Regions from separate parts of the Homo sapiens genome. Here region 1 is linked to region 2. Evidence: read pairs that join two places in POLR2A ChIA-PET (ENCODE). Cell type or tissue: PC-9. All regions are shown on one strand. Links, peaks and the distances in the headings refer to the core of each region. The heading gives the core; the rest is flanking DNA. Region 1 holds the start of LOC105375085 (a long non-coding RNA gene). Region 2 has its middle 370 kb from the start of TFAP2B.

Evidence for each region. ChIA-PET counts read pairs that join two places held together with the same protein. Peaks named below come from ENCODE experiments on the same cell type or tissue, not always from the same donor. Only the 100,000 strongest peaks of a DNase experiment are listed, where the experiment ranks them.
Region 1: POLR2A ChIA-PET joins it to region 2 with 14 read pairs; 2 of 35 experiments call an interaction of 5 or more read pairs at or near these places.

Annotation. Positions count from the first base shown.
Region 1 is chr6:51,407,147-51,415,267 of GRCh38, forward strand. It overlaps LOC105375085 (a long non-coding RNA gene), which reads right to left and starts at 1,533. Exons shown (of 3, transcript XR_926868.1): 1 at 1,295-1,533. It also overlaps the pseudogene WTAPP2. In PC-9, for the core only: no CTCF peak of the experiment used is centred there; no DNase peak of the experiment used is centred there.
Region 2 is chr6:51,189,650-51,197,770 of GRCh38, forward strand. No RefSeq gene overlaps it. Among named protein-coding and RNA genes, the nearest start is that of TFAP2B, 370 kb to the left of the region's middle. In PC-9, for the core only: no CTCF peak of the experiment used is centred there; no DNase peak of the experiment used is centred there; H3K4me3 peaks cover 719 bases.

The sequences.
Region 1 (8,121 bases), core at 2,488-4,987, 220 kb after region 2:
GACTACAATTTTACAAAAGTCCCCAAGCAAGAACTTCTCAGGTGAGCTCATCAATTTATGAAATATGGGAGATGTTAACAAATAATTGTTTTAAATTTGGGGTGGTTTATAATGCAGTGGTAGTTGATCAGAATGGTCTCTTTTTTTAAAATAATTTAATTACAAGTAATTGTTTTTGAATAATTTTTTAAAATTACAAACAAAAAAATCAACCCATTCCTAAAATCACCCACAAACATAATAGAAAGCACTTTGAAAGATATACCTCTAAACACTCTAAAATGTGTACAGTCTCACATAAATGAAATATTTTAACTGAACTGGACAGGTTATTTCCGGGAATCTTTCTTCCTCAAAATTAAAACAGAAAAACAGTAAAGTGAAGACACACAAACACACGCGCGCATGCACGCAACCCAAAGCAAAACCCATTCCACTACTGGAAATATTCCAGACAGGGGATTGCCTGAGCCATTATTTGTTTCAAATTAGTGATGTATTTATAGTACCTGATATACTCTGGCTTACAGCCAATTTTACGGAAAAAAATCCATTTATAAGTGATTCAAATAAATCATGATTCCTTAATATAATGCAAATACATTATGTAACCATTAAAAATGTAGGTGTCTAGATACACTAAAAAATGGAAAAACGCCAAAGAGACCAAGTTAAAAAAAACAAGGTGCAACTCATCTGTGTTTATGGTATGATCACATTTGTTTAAAACAATATACATAAAATGACTGTATATGCATAGAAATTATCTTCATGATACCCAAGAAAAAGTAATAGCAGTTACTGCTCCTGGAGAACAGAATGAGGATGTCAAGGTCAGATCCAAGAGTGACACTCACTTTTCATCTCCCCCTTTCTCAACAGTATTTCAATTTTATACACAAGCATGTATTATCTTATTAAAAGAGAAAATTTTAACAATGACAAGAAAAAAACCACAGAACTCATGACTGCCATCTAAGTGGCAAAGAAAGATGCCTGCTAAATTTGAGTACATGTTAATAATACATTTTATGGATTACTTTTCTACTAAAATCTACTAAAAAGATACTTAGGCCATTTCTACTGTGAACTTAAATGGCATAAAATATTTACAAAAGCCTTAATGCAAGCACATAAGCTAATTTCAAACAGATCTGGTTACTTACCCTCCAACCCTCACAAATAGTGAGAATTTTAGATGCAGATTTCTTGCTGAAAAGTCATACAAACCACTTCTTCAACCTACCCTCTGCCCCACAATCAGTTCCCTAAAGCACAAACATATGATACTTACAATTGATTTGAATGATTGAGAGAGAACTTAAGTCACCCTTGTTAAAACTGCACTTAAATGTTGCGACAAGCTGGAACATTTATCTTCCACTCATCTTAGACTCCATTATCACCAAGCGAAAATTTGAATTGGTGACTTATAGAATGATCAGACAGAAAAAATTCACCTCCAGGATTGGATGGAAGCATGAAGAAAATAATGCCTCATTTATCTAAATGGTTAAATGAATTTGCTAGAAATGATCAGTATATCTTTTTTCAATTCATAAAATGTCTTACTTAGGCCAGCCCACTGTTCCAACACATTATCTTCTGGCAGGCACTCTGTGAAGCTGTCCCACATTACTTTCTACTGCAATACCCAGGGACAAAGTGTCATAAAAGTAACAAGTGTCAAGTCTCCTTGTCTTTTATGTAGGTCTTTTAAAAATGAGGCACAGCGCCTTTTCCTTCACTTTGAAGAGCACAGCAACAGTATTTCCAAAATGAATCTGCTCTCCACAGGCCCTCCCAGCCCCAAATTAAAATGTTAAATAGTACAACAAAATCATCATAATATTCTTTGAACTTAGAAAAAAAAACCCAACTATTTCAAGGCACATTTAATTTAATATCAAGAGTGCAATACAAAAGGCCCAAATACAATGAAGGAACACATTCCCCCATTAACACCAACGACAATGCTCTTTCAAACATGTGCCTGTTGAATGGAATGGGGATTTCATAAAATTCACTAAAAAAAAATGCAGTGAGTCTCATCACAGCTAATATCCTTATACAATCTAGTTGTGAAATGAATGTTTATAATGCTTCAAACAGTTTCAACCTGAAGTTTGATACCACACCTTCATGTCTGTACAGTCCTCAGTAAGTTTATCTACAGTTTTTGCAGCCATTCAAAGAACAAACCATTGAATAAAACCACATTGATTAAGGCTCAAGCAAGTAATACAGAGCCCCAAACTAAATGGTTAAATATATGTGCTACTTGTACGGACATCTATTATTTGATTCTCTCATGACTATCAAAAGTTGTTTCTCAGCAAATAAAACCTTTAAAGGCAAAATTCACCTCATTTGAGTTTTGACCCAGAAGTACAACAATCATGAAGTCCACAGTCTTATTGGCAAAACTGATACACAGTGTCTCTAAGTCACTATGCTCAAGGTTAAGAGCGATGCATATTCCATTTTTACATTTTACTGGAATTTTACATTTTCACTTCATGATTTAAAATCTCTAGGTTTTCATTCCTTCAAACTGTCTGAAGACACAGTGTGCCACAGACTTAAGACTTCTGTTTCTCCCTCTATTTTCTTCAAACAGAAACATTTCTCAAGTGTCTACATGTTCTAGAAGGGGAATTTTTCGGAGGTGGCCACTTCTTCGGAATAGTCCGATGCCATCAGGCGTCTGAAGCAAGGGGAAGGGGAAAAGAAAAAAGCTGAAACACAAGGTTCATCTGGTAAGTTTTACATTAAACATTACAAGCTGGACAGTGTAAGAATGTGGCTTTTTTTTTTTTTTTTTTTGGCTCAAAAAGTCTGAGTCTTGGTGTGGAAACGAGTACTTGGTTGTCCCACCACAGCTTTCTCGTAGTGGGACTGTCAGGGAAGTCTTAACTGGGGAGGATGATTTGTTTACCTATCAGGCGTAAACTTCCAGGCACTCAGTTCATTTTGGGCTTGTTCCAGTTTGTCTTTAGTCTGTTCCAGTTCACCTTTCATTTTTAGGAAAAACAAGTTGATCGCTGGGTCTACCATTGTTGATCTCAGTTGGGCAACGCTCGGCTGCTGGACTTGCTTGAGGTACTGGATTTGAGTAGTACACTCTTGCATCTCTTGTTCCTTGGTTGCTAGTCGCATTACAAGGATGTTTTCCCTGCGTGCAGACTCTTGCTGTTGTTGCTTTAGTTTTTCTTCAGACTCTCTTAGGCCAGTTACATCATTAGAGTTTAAGATCTGTATACTTGCCCTCCAAAGCTTGTACGTATGCTTCATATTGTTTCCATCTTAGAATTAACTCATCTGTTGCCATAACTTTGAAGTCTGTTTCACTCAGTCGAACTTTCTTGGGAAGAGGTTCTTCTCTGGTCATCTTGAATCGAAGAGTCGCCTTTCAGGCATGGCGGGCAGTCACTTGCCCGCCGCCGGGCCCGCCAGGAGAGGAAAGGTGAAGGGAGGGAGCGAGGCCGCCGGCCTAGCCCGATCGGAGCCTCGAGGCGCAATAGAGCAGCTGCTCCCCGGTAACACGCCCCGTCCTTTCCGGGGAGCCTGGTGCGAGCTCCGCGGGCGCCGGAGCTCAGCAAGCCCAGAATGGTCTCTTTTGCTAAGAGTTCACGATCTATTCCAACCATTCTCCTGATGCCAAATTTGGCACTTCAGACATCACTTATCCCTCACTCTCTGTTTTTTTTTTTTTTTTTTTTTCTCCTTGGTTTTTCCTAAATTTCAGAGGTTTTCTTGTGAACCAGAAGCAGATTGTTTCTTCACATACTCTTGGCTTAAATTCAGGAATAAGTCAGCCATCCAGCTCCAGATATCCCAGAGCTGAGCTCAATGATCTCTCATAAGAGCCATGAAGAACACCTGATCATGAATTCTCTTCCACAGGGCATTCTGCTAATGCCTCCCCACCTCTTTCTTCTTGCAGTTTCAGGCATCTTCATTTAAGTATTTTATTGTTATTGTTAATCAACCAAATGATGTTCATCTTTATCGGCAGGCAGTTGGTGACTGCATTTTTAGGTCACCGTGATTCTGCAAATGTGTATATTTTATCCAGATTAGATAATCGTGACTGTAAAACACAGGACAGTTCATTGATTAATTGATCATCACAGAGTGAGATCTCTTCTTTTTAACATACCAAGGCAACTAAAGTCTGATTATGTCATTTGCTATCACATATTAGATTGGTAATAGTTTATAATTCGTATCTGTATATTACTTACTGCTTAAGTAACTGGTAACAAAAACTGTGTTCTTTAACCTTATTCTGAATCATCAAGTCAGTGAGCTTTAGATAAGGATAGCTATAAATGTAGCTCTTTCCACATCCATAAGCATGGATAAAGACAGGATTATGTAGAACAGAGAAAAATAAAACCCCTGACCTCACACAACATTAAGATCTTTTTAGGAAAAAAAAAAGGAAAAAGTAGAGCAGATATCCTGTGGAACCTTCGTGTCCTTCCATTCTTGGAGGTAAAAGGCTGAAGCCAATCTCAAACCACAGGAAACATTTTGACTTGGAGTTACAGTGACTGAGTTTAAGTCAACAATTAGCGCCAGTCGTCTGTTGGCTCAGCAACCCATATGGAAATCAGTCATAATAAATTATTTTCTATGGTCTTTCTAATCTTACACAAAGTAATTCTTTATTGCCTTACTAGGTTTATTAAAAAAGGATTTTGATGGCTCTAAATAGCTATCAATTAACTTTCTATTTCCTGTTATAAAATGTGAACATTACAATAGTCTTGAGTCACCCATGAACCCAAGGGAAAAAATCACTTTCGTCATCTGACCTCCTTTACATGGGGCATAAATGTGGCCTTTATATATTGCTAATCATAACCACAATAGGACTAATCATGTTCTGATACCAAGTTAACTTGAGGAATTAGAAGAGTTCTTTCTAAGTCTTTAAAAATCTGAATGCAACCCAGAAGTTACCCAGAGGAAGTCTTTTTTGGAGGGCTTGGTTTTGGCAGAACCGAGTCTGAGGAAGGGGCCTTCTGTGATTGGTGGCACTCTGGTGTTGCTTCATATGTTGCTCTTAAAAAATATTGAAGTTTCTGTTGAATTATTTTTCCTAATGATGAAAAACAGCTGAAATTAATGAATGCTGTGAATTTAAATAACATCACACCATTAGTCATAAATATCTCAATAGTAAACAAGCATATTACCATTAACATTTCAAATGATCAACAGAGCTGCTCAAGCTACACTTTTTTACTGGGCAAATTTATCAGTTCAAGGTTGGCTCATATTATTGTGCCTTGTCAATTCATATTATTTGGCTGCAAGATACACCAACATATTTTGTTTTGAATAACTGCTAGTTTTTCTAAAGTGATCTATTTGGGAAGGAGGTGGCCAGAGGGAGGACTGAGGAAATATAGTTAACCTAATTACAATATTGTGTTATTTTTCCTTTTAGTAATTTGTACAGGATGTCTTCAAATGTCTTTCTGTAAAGAAAATGTAGGCTTTTTCTTTATCAGTCAAAGTAAATGAAAATGCTAATTGATTTTAAATGAAATTATTTAGGTTAATTTTAATTTTTTGATGTTTGAAGGCAAAGTATCCCTATGCACATATAAATGGTGCAAGTCTGACATATGTAAGACTATTTGGTCAGATCACCTAAGTTTTATGAAGAAGGCTGTGTGGTGGGGGCCCTCAAAGGAAAGGCAGGGACTAATGTTTCCCCCACGGCATGCTGCTCTGCCTTGCTGCATGGGAGTCCCAGCCTGCAATTCCTTTCCCCCATTTGATGCCTTAGGGAAGAGCATCCTATTTTCTGTCAGCATCTGCTCAGGAGTAACCTCCTTTATGAGACCTTCCCTAATTTTAATATTTTGAGGTTTTCTACCACTCAGCTTCCAGAGTCTCAGTAGCATCTCTAGTAGTGGGCTCATCTGATATTATGTACATATCTTTCCCCTATCCCCTTCTTCTGACTAAAAAATAAGGAAATATTTAAAAAGTCTATGGCCCCCTTAGGGCAGAGATTGTATCTTATTCCTGTTTCCCTCTTTATATCCCATGGATTTAGTACTGGCAGCTGTAGATACTTCACAATGAAAAGGCTGTTCCTAAATGGAAGTCATTTTGTAGAAGTGTGATCTTCTTTCAAACATGGTTACTATGCTGGGAAATACTGAAATTTCTTACCATTTAAACCAATTACTTGTATGATTCTCTTATCTGTCACGGTTAACCTTTGTTCATAATGTTGAAAGGTTTAAATGCCCTATGAAAGGTGATATGGTTTGGCTGTGTCCCCACGCAAATCTCATCTTGAATTGTAGTTCTCACAATCTCCACACATCATGGAGGGGGGATCCAGTTGGAGGTAATTGAATCATAGGGGTGGTTGCCTCCATGCTGTTCTCATGATAGTGAGTGAGTTCTCAAGAGATCTGATGGTTTTATAAGGGGCTTTTCCCCGTTTGCACTTCTCCATGCTGTCACCATGTGAAGAAGGACGTTTGTGTCCCCTTCCACCATGATTATAAGTTTCCTGAGGCCTCTAAAATCATGCTGAACTGTGAGTCAATTAAACCTCTTTCCTTTATAAATTACTCAGTCTCAGGTATGTCCTTATTAGCAGCATGAGAACAGAATAATATGAAAGGGATGAGGCATAAAAGTATAAGAATCATCCCTCCCTAAAGTTGAGCGAGTAGAATTTTTCCAAATAGATAAATAATACTTCTTAGTTCGTTGATCATTGATGTACATAAACTGTGCATGCTTATTTAAAATAAGGGATGACATAGATAGGTTGTTTTTTAACATTAATGTGTTGTAGATTGGCTGAAATACTTATTGAAAATGCAGATTCTCATTCATCAGGGCTAAGTGGGGCTCAGCCATGTGCATGTTAAACAAGGATTCCATGTAAGTCTGACAGTGGTGCCAGCCAACTGTACTTTGAAGACACACTACTGTGGATGAGAAGCTTATGTGCTTAGGAACTAGTTTTCACATATGTTATTATGTACTTCTGTATGACTTTTTTTTTCTCTCATCCGCTTAGAATACAACATCACCAGGACAAAGACCTGATCTTTTACTTTCTTCTCAACTCCATTGCACTGAATTCAGCACTCTACCCTTATGGTACCCTCAGGGCAGGCATGGATGGAAAATCCTTTCAGTTCTTAGTTTATATGAGGCTGGGAGAAAGGGTGAAATCTGAGGTGGGTAACAGAACACAGAGGGCTTCACTTTTCTCAGGTGTCATATAAATATTTCTGGTTTTTAGTATCTGCACATACTAACAGAGCAGACGAAAGACAGTACTTGTGAGTCAACACACATTTATGCCCATCTTCATAAAATGCCACTGCCTCAGACAGCATCAGGGCTGTTGATCCAATATCAATCTACTGGCACCCGTATATCACTGCCATGCTTAAAGGCTGTCATTCCTGGAGTCAAGCCTTACCTGACTCCAGGGATGAGCCTGAACTCTGATCCTCACTGATAGGCTCCTTGTGAGGGGCTCCTGCCTTTCTTTCCAGCTTCAACTATTTTACCTGCCTCAGATACACCACTGTCCAGCCATATGTGACTTCTTGGAGGTTCCCTAATATTGTAATGAGCTCTTTTGCAGTGTCCATGTACATACCACCTCCTACCTAAAAGGACTTTACAACTTTGAGTTCCCTGTTAATGCCTACTCAGTCTTTAATGCTCAATTCCATTATCACCTCCAATGGGAAGCCTAAAGTGACAAAGCCAACTGTTCTGATGTGTTTAATTTCTCTCTTTTCAAATGCTCATCAGGCTATCATAAAAAGCTAACACTAGCTAACCTCAAATATATTAGCTCATTTAATTGTTTTAACAATCCTATGAGGCATTTTTCCATTTTACAGATGAGTGAACTGATGCATTGAGAGGTGAGGTAACTTGCCCAAGTCTACACACCAGTAGTAACTAAAAGAGTTAGGATTCCAATTGATGTAGCCTGTCTCTTGCCCCAAGCTCTAAACATTTACACCACAACTAAATAGTCTTTTACTTGTGTGCCTTCTCTACTAGGTGAAGTATTCTTTAAATACAGGAGCCATGTCTTATGTTTCCCAG
Region 2 (8,121 bases), core at 1,816-4,315:
ACCCTTTATTTCCTTCTCCTGCCTAATTGCCCTGGCCAGAACTTCCAACACTATGTTGAATAGGAGTGGTGAGAGAGGGCATCCCTGTCTTGTGCCAGTTTTCAAAGGGAATGCTTCCAGTTTTTGCCCATTCAGTATGATATTGGCTGTGGGTTTGTCATAGATAGCTCTTATTATTTTGAGATACGTCCCATCAATACCTAATTTATTCAGAGTTTTTAGCATGAAGCGTTGTTGAATTTTGTCAAAGGGCTTTTCTGCATCTATTGAGATAGTCATGTGGTTTTTGTCTTTGGTTCTTTTTAAATGCTGGATTACATTTATTGATTTGCATATATTGAACCAGCCTTGCATCCCAGGGATGAAGCCCACTCGATCATGGTGGATAAGCTTTTTGATGTGCTGCTGGATTCGGTTTGCCAGTATTTTATTGAGGATTTTTGCATCAATGTTCACCAAGGATATTGGTCTAAAATTCTCTTTTTTGGTTGTGTCTCTGCCCGGCTTTGGTATCAGGATGATGCTGGCCTCATAAAATGAGTTAGGGAGGATTCCCCTTTTTCTATTGATTGGAATAGTTTCAGAAGGAATCGTACCAGTTCCTCCTTGTACCTCTGGTAGAATTCGGCTGTGAATCCATCTGGTCCTGGACTCTTTTTGGTTGATAAGCTATTGATTATTGCCACAGTTTCAGAGCCTGTTATTGGTCTATTCAGAGATTCAACTTCTTCCTGGTTTAGTCTTGGGAGGGTGTATGTGTCGAGGAATTTATCCATTTCTTCTAGATTTTCTAGTTTATTTGCATAGAGGTGTTTGTAGTATTCTCTGATGGTAGTTTGTATTTCTGTGGGATCGGTGGTGATATATCCTTTATCATTTTTTGTTATGTCTATTTGATTCTTCTTTTTTCTTTATTAGACTTGCTAGCGGTCTATCAATTTTGTTGATCCTTTCAAAAAATCAGCTCCTGGATTCATTAATTTTTTGAAGGGTTTTTGTGTCTCTATTTCCTTCAGTTCTGTTCTGATTTTAGTTATTTCGTGCCTTCTGCTAGCTTTTGAATGTGTTTGCTCTTGCTTTTCTAGTTCTTTTAATTGTGATGTTAGGGTGTCAATTTTGGATCTTTCCTGCTTTCTCTTGTGGGCATTTAGTGCTTTAAATTTCCCTCTACACACTGCTTTGAATGTGTCCCAGAGATTCTGGTATGTTGTGTCTTTGTTCACATTGGTTTCAAAGAACATCTTTATTTCTGTCTTCATTTCATTATGTACCCAGTAGTCATTCAGGAGCAGGTTGTTCAGTTTCCATGTAGTTGAGTGGTTTTGAGTGAGTTTCTTAATCCTGAGTTCTAGTTTGATTGCACTGTGGTCTGAGAGACAGTTTGTTATAATTTCTGTTCTTTTACATTTGCTGAGGAGAGCTTGACTTCCAACTATGTGGTCAATTTTGGAACAGGTGTGGTGCAGTGCTGAAAAAAATATATATTCTGTTGATTTGGGGTGGAGAGTTCTGTAGATGTCTATTAGGTCTGCTTGGTGCAGAGCTGAGTTCAATTCCTGGGTACCCTTGTTAACTTTCTGCCTCGTTGATCTGTCTAATGTTGACAGTGGGGTGTTAAAGTCTCCCATTATTATTCTGTGGGAGTCTTAAGTCTCTTTGTAGGTCACTCAGGACTTGCTTTATGAATCTGGGTGCTCCTGTATTGGGTGCATATGTATTTAGGATAGTCAGCTCTTCTTGTTGAATTGATCCCTTTACCATTATGTAATGGCCTTCTTTGTCTCTTTTGATCTTTGTTGGTTTAAAGTCTGTTTTATCAGAGACTAGGATTGCAACCCCTGCCTTTTTCTGTTTTCCATTTGCTTGGTAGATCTTCCTCCATCCTTTTATTTTGAGCCTATATGTGTCTCTGCACGTGAGATGGGTTTCCTGAATACAGCACACTGATGGGTCTTGACTCTTTATCCAATTTGCCAGTCTGTGTCTTTTAATTGGAGCATTTAGTCCATTTACATTTAAAGTTAATATAGTTATGTTTGAATTTGATCCTGTCATTATGATGTTAGCTGGTTATTTTGCTCGTTAGTTGATGCAGTTTCTTCCTAGTCTCGATGGTCTTTACAATTTGGCATGATTTTGCAGTGGCTGGTACTGGTTGTTCCTTTCCATGTTTAGTGCTTCCTTCAGGAGCTCTTTTAGGGCAGGCCTGGTGGTGACAAAATCTCTTAGCATTTGCTTGTCTGTAAAGTATTTTATTTCTGCTTCACTTATGAAGCTTAGTTTGGCTGGATATGAAATTCTGCACTGAAAATTCTTTTCTTTAAGAATGTTGAATATTGGCCCCCACTCTCTTCTGGCTTGTAGAGTTTTTGCCAAGAGATCAGCTGTTAGTCTGATGGTCTTCCCTTTGTGGGTAACCGGACCTTTCTCTCTGGCTGCCCTTAACATTTTTTCCTTCATTTCAACTTTGGTGAATCTGACAATTATGTTTCTTGGAGTTGCTCTTCTCGAGGAGTATCTTTGTGGTGTTCTCTGTATTTCCTGAATCTGAATGTTGGCCTGCCTTGCTAGATTGGGGAAGTTCTCCTGGATAATATCCTGCAGAGTGTTTTCCAACTTGGTTCCATTCTCCCCGTCACTTTAAGGTACACCAATCAGACGTAGATTGGTCTTTTCACATAGTCCCATATTTCTTGGAGGCTTTGTTCATTTCTTTTTATTCTTTTTTCTCTAAACTTCCCTTCTTGCTTCATTTCATTCATTTGATCTTCCATCACTGATACCCTTTCTTCCAGTGGATCGCATCGGCTCCTGAGGCTTCTGCATTCTTCACGTACTTCTCGAGCCTTGGCTTTCAGCTCCATCAGGTCCTTTAGGGACTTCTCTGAATTGGTTATTCTAGTTATACATTCGTCTAAATTTTTTTCAAAGTTTTTAACTCTTTGCCTTTAGTTTGAATTTCCTCCTGTAGCTTGGAGTAGTTTGATTGTCTGAAGCCTTCTTCTCTCAACTTGTCAAAGTCATTCTCCGTCCAGCTTTGTTCCATTGCTGGTGAGGAACTGCGTTCCTTTGGAGGAGGAGAGGCACTCTGCTTTTTAGAGTTTCCAGTTTTTCTGCTCTGTTTTTTCGCCATCTTTGTGGTTTTATCTACTTTTGGTCTTTGATGATGGTGATGTACAGATGGGTTTTTGGTGTGGATGTCCTTTCTGTTTGTTAGTTTTCCTTCTAACAGTCAGGACCCTCAGCTGCAGGTCTGTTGGAGTTTGCTAGAGGTGCACTCCAGACCCTGTTTGCCTGGGTATCAGCAGTGGTGGCTGCAGAACAGCGGGTTTTCATGAACCAGGAATGCTGCTGTCTGATCATTCCTCTGGAGGTTTTGTCTCAGAGGAGTACCCGGCCGTGTGAGTTGTCAGTCTGCCCCTACTGGGGGGTGCCTCCCAGTTAGGCTGCTCAGGTATCAGGGGTCAGGGACCCACTTGAGGAAGCAGTCTGCCCGTTCTCAGATCTGCAGCTGCGTGCTGTGAGTACCACTGCTTTCTTCAAAGCTGTCAGACAGGGACATTTAAGTCTGCAGAGGTTACTGCTGTCTTTTTGTTTGTCTGTGCCCTGCTCCGAGAGGTGGAGCCTACAGAGGCAGGCAGGCCTCCTTGAGCTGTGGTGGGCTCCACCCAGTTCAAGCTTCCCAGCTGCTTTGTTTACCTAAGCAAGGCTGGGCAATGGCGGGCGCCCCTCCCACAGCCTCACTGCTGCCTTGCAGTTTGATCTCAGACTGCTGTGCTAGCAATCAGCCAGACTCTGTGGGCATAGGACCCTCCAAGCCAGGTGTAGGATATCATCTCCTGGTGCGCCGTTTTTTAAGCCCATCAGAAAAGCTCAGTATTGGGGTGGGAGTGACACGATTTTCCAGGTGCCATCTGTCGCCCCTTTCTTTGACTAGGAAAGGGAACTCCCTGACCCCTTGCACTTCCCAAGTGAGGCTATGCCTCGCCCTGCTTCGGCTCGCGCAGGGTGCACTGCACCCACTGTCCTGCGCCCACTGTCTGGCACTCCCTAGTGAGATGAACCCGGTACCTCCGATGGAAATGCAGAAATCACCTGTCTTCTGTGTCGCTCACGCTGGGAGCTGTAGACCGGAGCTGTTCCTATTCGGCCATCTTGGCTGCCCTCCCCTTAGCTGGGAGGATCTTTTGAGACTAGAAGTTTGAGGCTACAGTGAGCTGCGATTGTGCCGTTGCACTCCAACCTGTGTGGCAGAGTGAGATCCTGTCTCAAAAAGAGCAAAAACTGTGTCCTCCAGGTTCATCCAAAGTATCACAACAGGGGTGTGTGTGTGTGTGTGTGTGTGTGTATATATACAATTTTTTAAAATTCATTCACCCATCCATGAACAGATTGTTTTCATATTTTGGCTATTGTGAATAACCCTGCAATGAATAGGAATTTATTTCCTCAAGACATTCATTTCCTCAAGACATTGATTTCTTTCCCTTCATATATACACCAAATAGTGGGATTACTAGATCACATGCTAGTTCTATTTTTATTTTTTTTTTTTGAGAAACTTTCATAGTGTTTACTATATTGGCTGTATCAAATTACATTCCCATCAATAGTGTACAATGTTTTTTTTTCCTCCACATCCTTACCAGCATTTGTTACTTCCTGTCTATTTCATAGCCATCCTAACAGGTGTGAGATGATCCTGTGGTTTTGATTTGCAAATTCCTGATGATTAATGACATTGAGCACCTTTTCATGTACCTGCTGGAATTTTGAAAAAAAGGTCTGTTCAGGCTCTTTGCCCATTTTTAAAGTGAATTACTGGTTAAGCAACCCAAATTTGAAAATCTAAAATCTGAAATGTTCCAAAATTCTAAACTCTTTGAGCACCACCAAGATGCTCGAAGGAAATGCTCACTGGAGCACTTGCTTTCAAATTTTTAGATTTGAGATGCTCAACAGATAAGCGCAATGCAAATATTCCAAAATCTGAAAAAAAAATCACAAATTCAAAGCACTACTCTTTCCAAGCATTTTGAATAAGGGATATTCAAATTGTATTTGTTTTTCCTATTGAATTGAATGAGTTTCTTAGATATTATAGATATTAACCTCATCAGATGTATGGTTTACAAATATTTCCTCCCATAAAGAGTGCATGTTTTTGTATGTGATATTAAATGGGCTCTGGTGGGGAACAATCTAGGTTAAAAATTTTTGTTTTCATGTTTGTACTTTCTTATGTTTTGATAGTGTATTGATACTGCCTTTAAACAAAAAGAAAAAAATGTTATTTTTTAAATATAAGACTAATCATAGAAAAAAGAAAGGCCATAAGGCATAAAAAGAATTTAATGCCACTTTAATAAATAATTAGCAAAAGGTATGTAAAATAGACCGAAGAATCTGAGAAAAACAGCATTTAAAAATTCTGGGAAAGCAGTAAAATTAGGCCAAAAATAATAATGATTGTCTTTGATTTCCCAAACTTAGATGGAATTAATATTATAAAAGTTGGAGGTGAGGTTTTCACAAAGAACAAAGGACTGTTTCCTAAAATAGCAGTTCACAAGCAAAAGATGCATTCTTTTGACTCTTGCATTAAAGAGCTGATTCAGAAGGTAATGGTAAATGAGTCTGAAACCAATTAAAAAGAATCTTTGTAAGAGAGAAGAAGCCATTCTGATTGTTTGCACTTCCAAGTATTTAAATAGTGTGGAGGAGAAATATAAATTCAGTGATAAAAACAACAACAACAATGTATGACCCACTGAAGAAATACTTTGCTAAGAGCCCTACTCTTAGCAAATTGCTCAGGGCAGTCTCTGTGTTTGGGAGCTTCTCTCACTACCCACATGGCTAATGGTGGGGTTCAGACCAACTACCTAAAAAACGTATGCATTGAGCAAGCAAGTGAGACATGGCAGGAAGGAAGAGCATTAAGTCTCTAGAATACACACGTTGGTGATTCTGTGCTGTTAGTTAAAATTCAGAGAAAAAAATCCAAGTCTAACTGTGCATGTCTTTATATGGCAAAGAGGGCCAATCCAAAGATTGGAAACCAAGAGGCAGTTAAAACAAACCAGGAAAAATTAGCTTTCATTTGCCTAACTGTCTGAGATTTCTGCGTCTGATACTCTTTGTATGGTTCAGGTGTCACAACATCTAGAGCAGCATACTGAAGTTAGGGCAAATCCAGAGAAAGTCTGCTAAGTGGATTGGAGAAATAGCTGCAAAGAGTAAGAGGAAGAGTAGGAAATGAGGAAGAAAAGGTGGCAAAAGTGGATGTTAATAAATGTTCGTTTTCCTTCCAGGAAACGGAAACTGTGCTAGACCTTCTCATCAGTTACCTAATCCTCATAGCTCATTTATTTGGAAAGATGAACTTGACCTATTAGTCCAATTTTTATTATTTCTCCACTTATTGAGAGAGTATAGTGTATCCCAGCCCCTTCCTTTCCAGCTGTGTGTCTTTAGCGAGTTATTTGACTTCCTTGTGGTTTCCTCATTTGTTTAATAGGTCTCACAATCAGCATACAAGGAGTTGTTTTGAGAATAAAATGAGTTAAATTGGGGAAAGCGGTTAGGACAGTGTCTGGCTGATAGGAAGCACTCAATAAATGTGAATAATTATAGTGACTAAATAACTTGCCCAAGGTCATATAATTTGTAGGTGTGTCTAACTTTAGGCTTTTTCTATTCTACCATTCTACCATTCAGACAAGGTGCCTGTTTGAATTCTGTGGCCTTGTTTGCTAAAATCCGAATAATCTAGAATGAGGAGGCCATTTGAAATTTGAGTTTTGGCCAAGCCTACTTCCCTTTTACCCAGAAAAGACTACTTACCATAGCTAGTTAATGAGCTTAGAGAAGTCCTTTAGGTTGGATCTTTTGTGGTCACTCTTGGACATGAATGGGGGCTGCTGTTTACAGCAGGCCTGACTCAGATATGTTTCCCATGTTCTTGTGTTGCCACATGTGAGAGAATCTGTTAGATTCATGAAAATGAAAACATTTCCTCTCTCTGAGCTTCAGCTAGCACAAAAGCAAGAACTGAGTGAAGTTGCTCTCATCAGCACTTGTTTTTAAATTAAGAGAACGCATTTTCAAAGGGAGTGGCTAACTACAAGAACCCTTGGCTAAGGTACACTTCAAGGCTTATCATCAGAGGCTCAAAATGTAATTTTATTAAGAGAAAATGTGAACCTAATGTCTCCAAATGTTTTAATTATTTATCCACTGCTGTTTCAACTTGTCCTCTGATGTTAGCCATAAGTCAGACATAGTTTAAGCAGCATTTTAGCAATTAGTATACCAGCATTAACTTTTCTTCTGTATTAGAAATTAAATCAAGACTTTTTTTCTTGCTTTTAATTTATCTTTGGTTAATAATAAGGATGAAAAAATTAATGTTTAATGAGGGAAAATAAAAGCCTAAAATAACTCAGTCAAAAAAGCCTAAAATAATCTCTGTCAACAGAGTCTCAGAACAAATATATATATATGCATATTATATTATAACATATAATGTATTATATATAATATTATATATCTGTGCCCAGAAAACATAGACTTCAGAAACAAAACCTACTTTGGAAGAAAGCAAGCCTCATTAGGCTAAAGAGGTTGAACATGTGCCTCGAAGAGTGACCCTTGCTAAGTCACTCAAGACATTCTATGACTCAGTTTCCTTATTAAAATAGGGCATACAAAATCCTGTTGCGCCTTGTGGAATCCATTTAATTTGACTTAAATGAATATGCTTCGAGGTTTCAAAATATGCTTGGCAGTTCAATGTACTGCATTAATATATAACAATGTTTTAAGGTAGCAGACAAAATTACTCATTTAACAGAGACCAATTAAATTTTTGCCATTCTTTGTTTGAACTAAGGATTAAACATGGACACATCTGCTTCTATCTTAAATTCCATATTTCTCTAGGGGAAGAAAATATAAGAGAAGTGGCTGTATCATTTGATATGTGGAACAGGAGAATTTACCTTTTTTTTTTTTTTTTTGCTAGACAATTATAGCCTCTGAAGTTTGGAAGAGGCCTTAGAAGACAGAGAGTTCACCTATGGTGTCTTTCATTTAAGTAAGATGAAAATTGATTCCTGG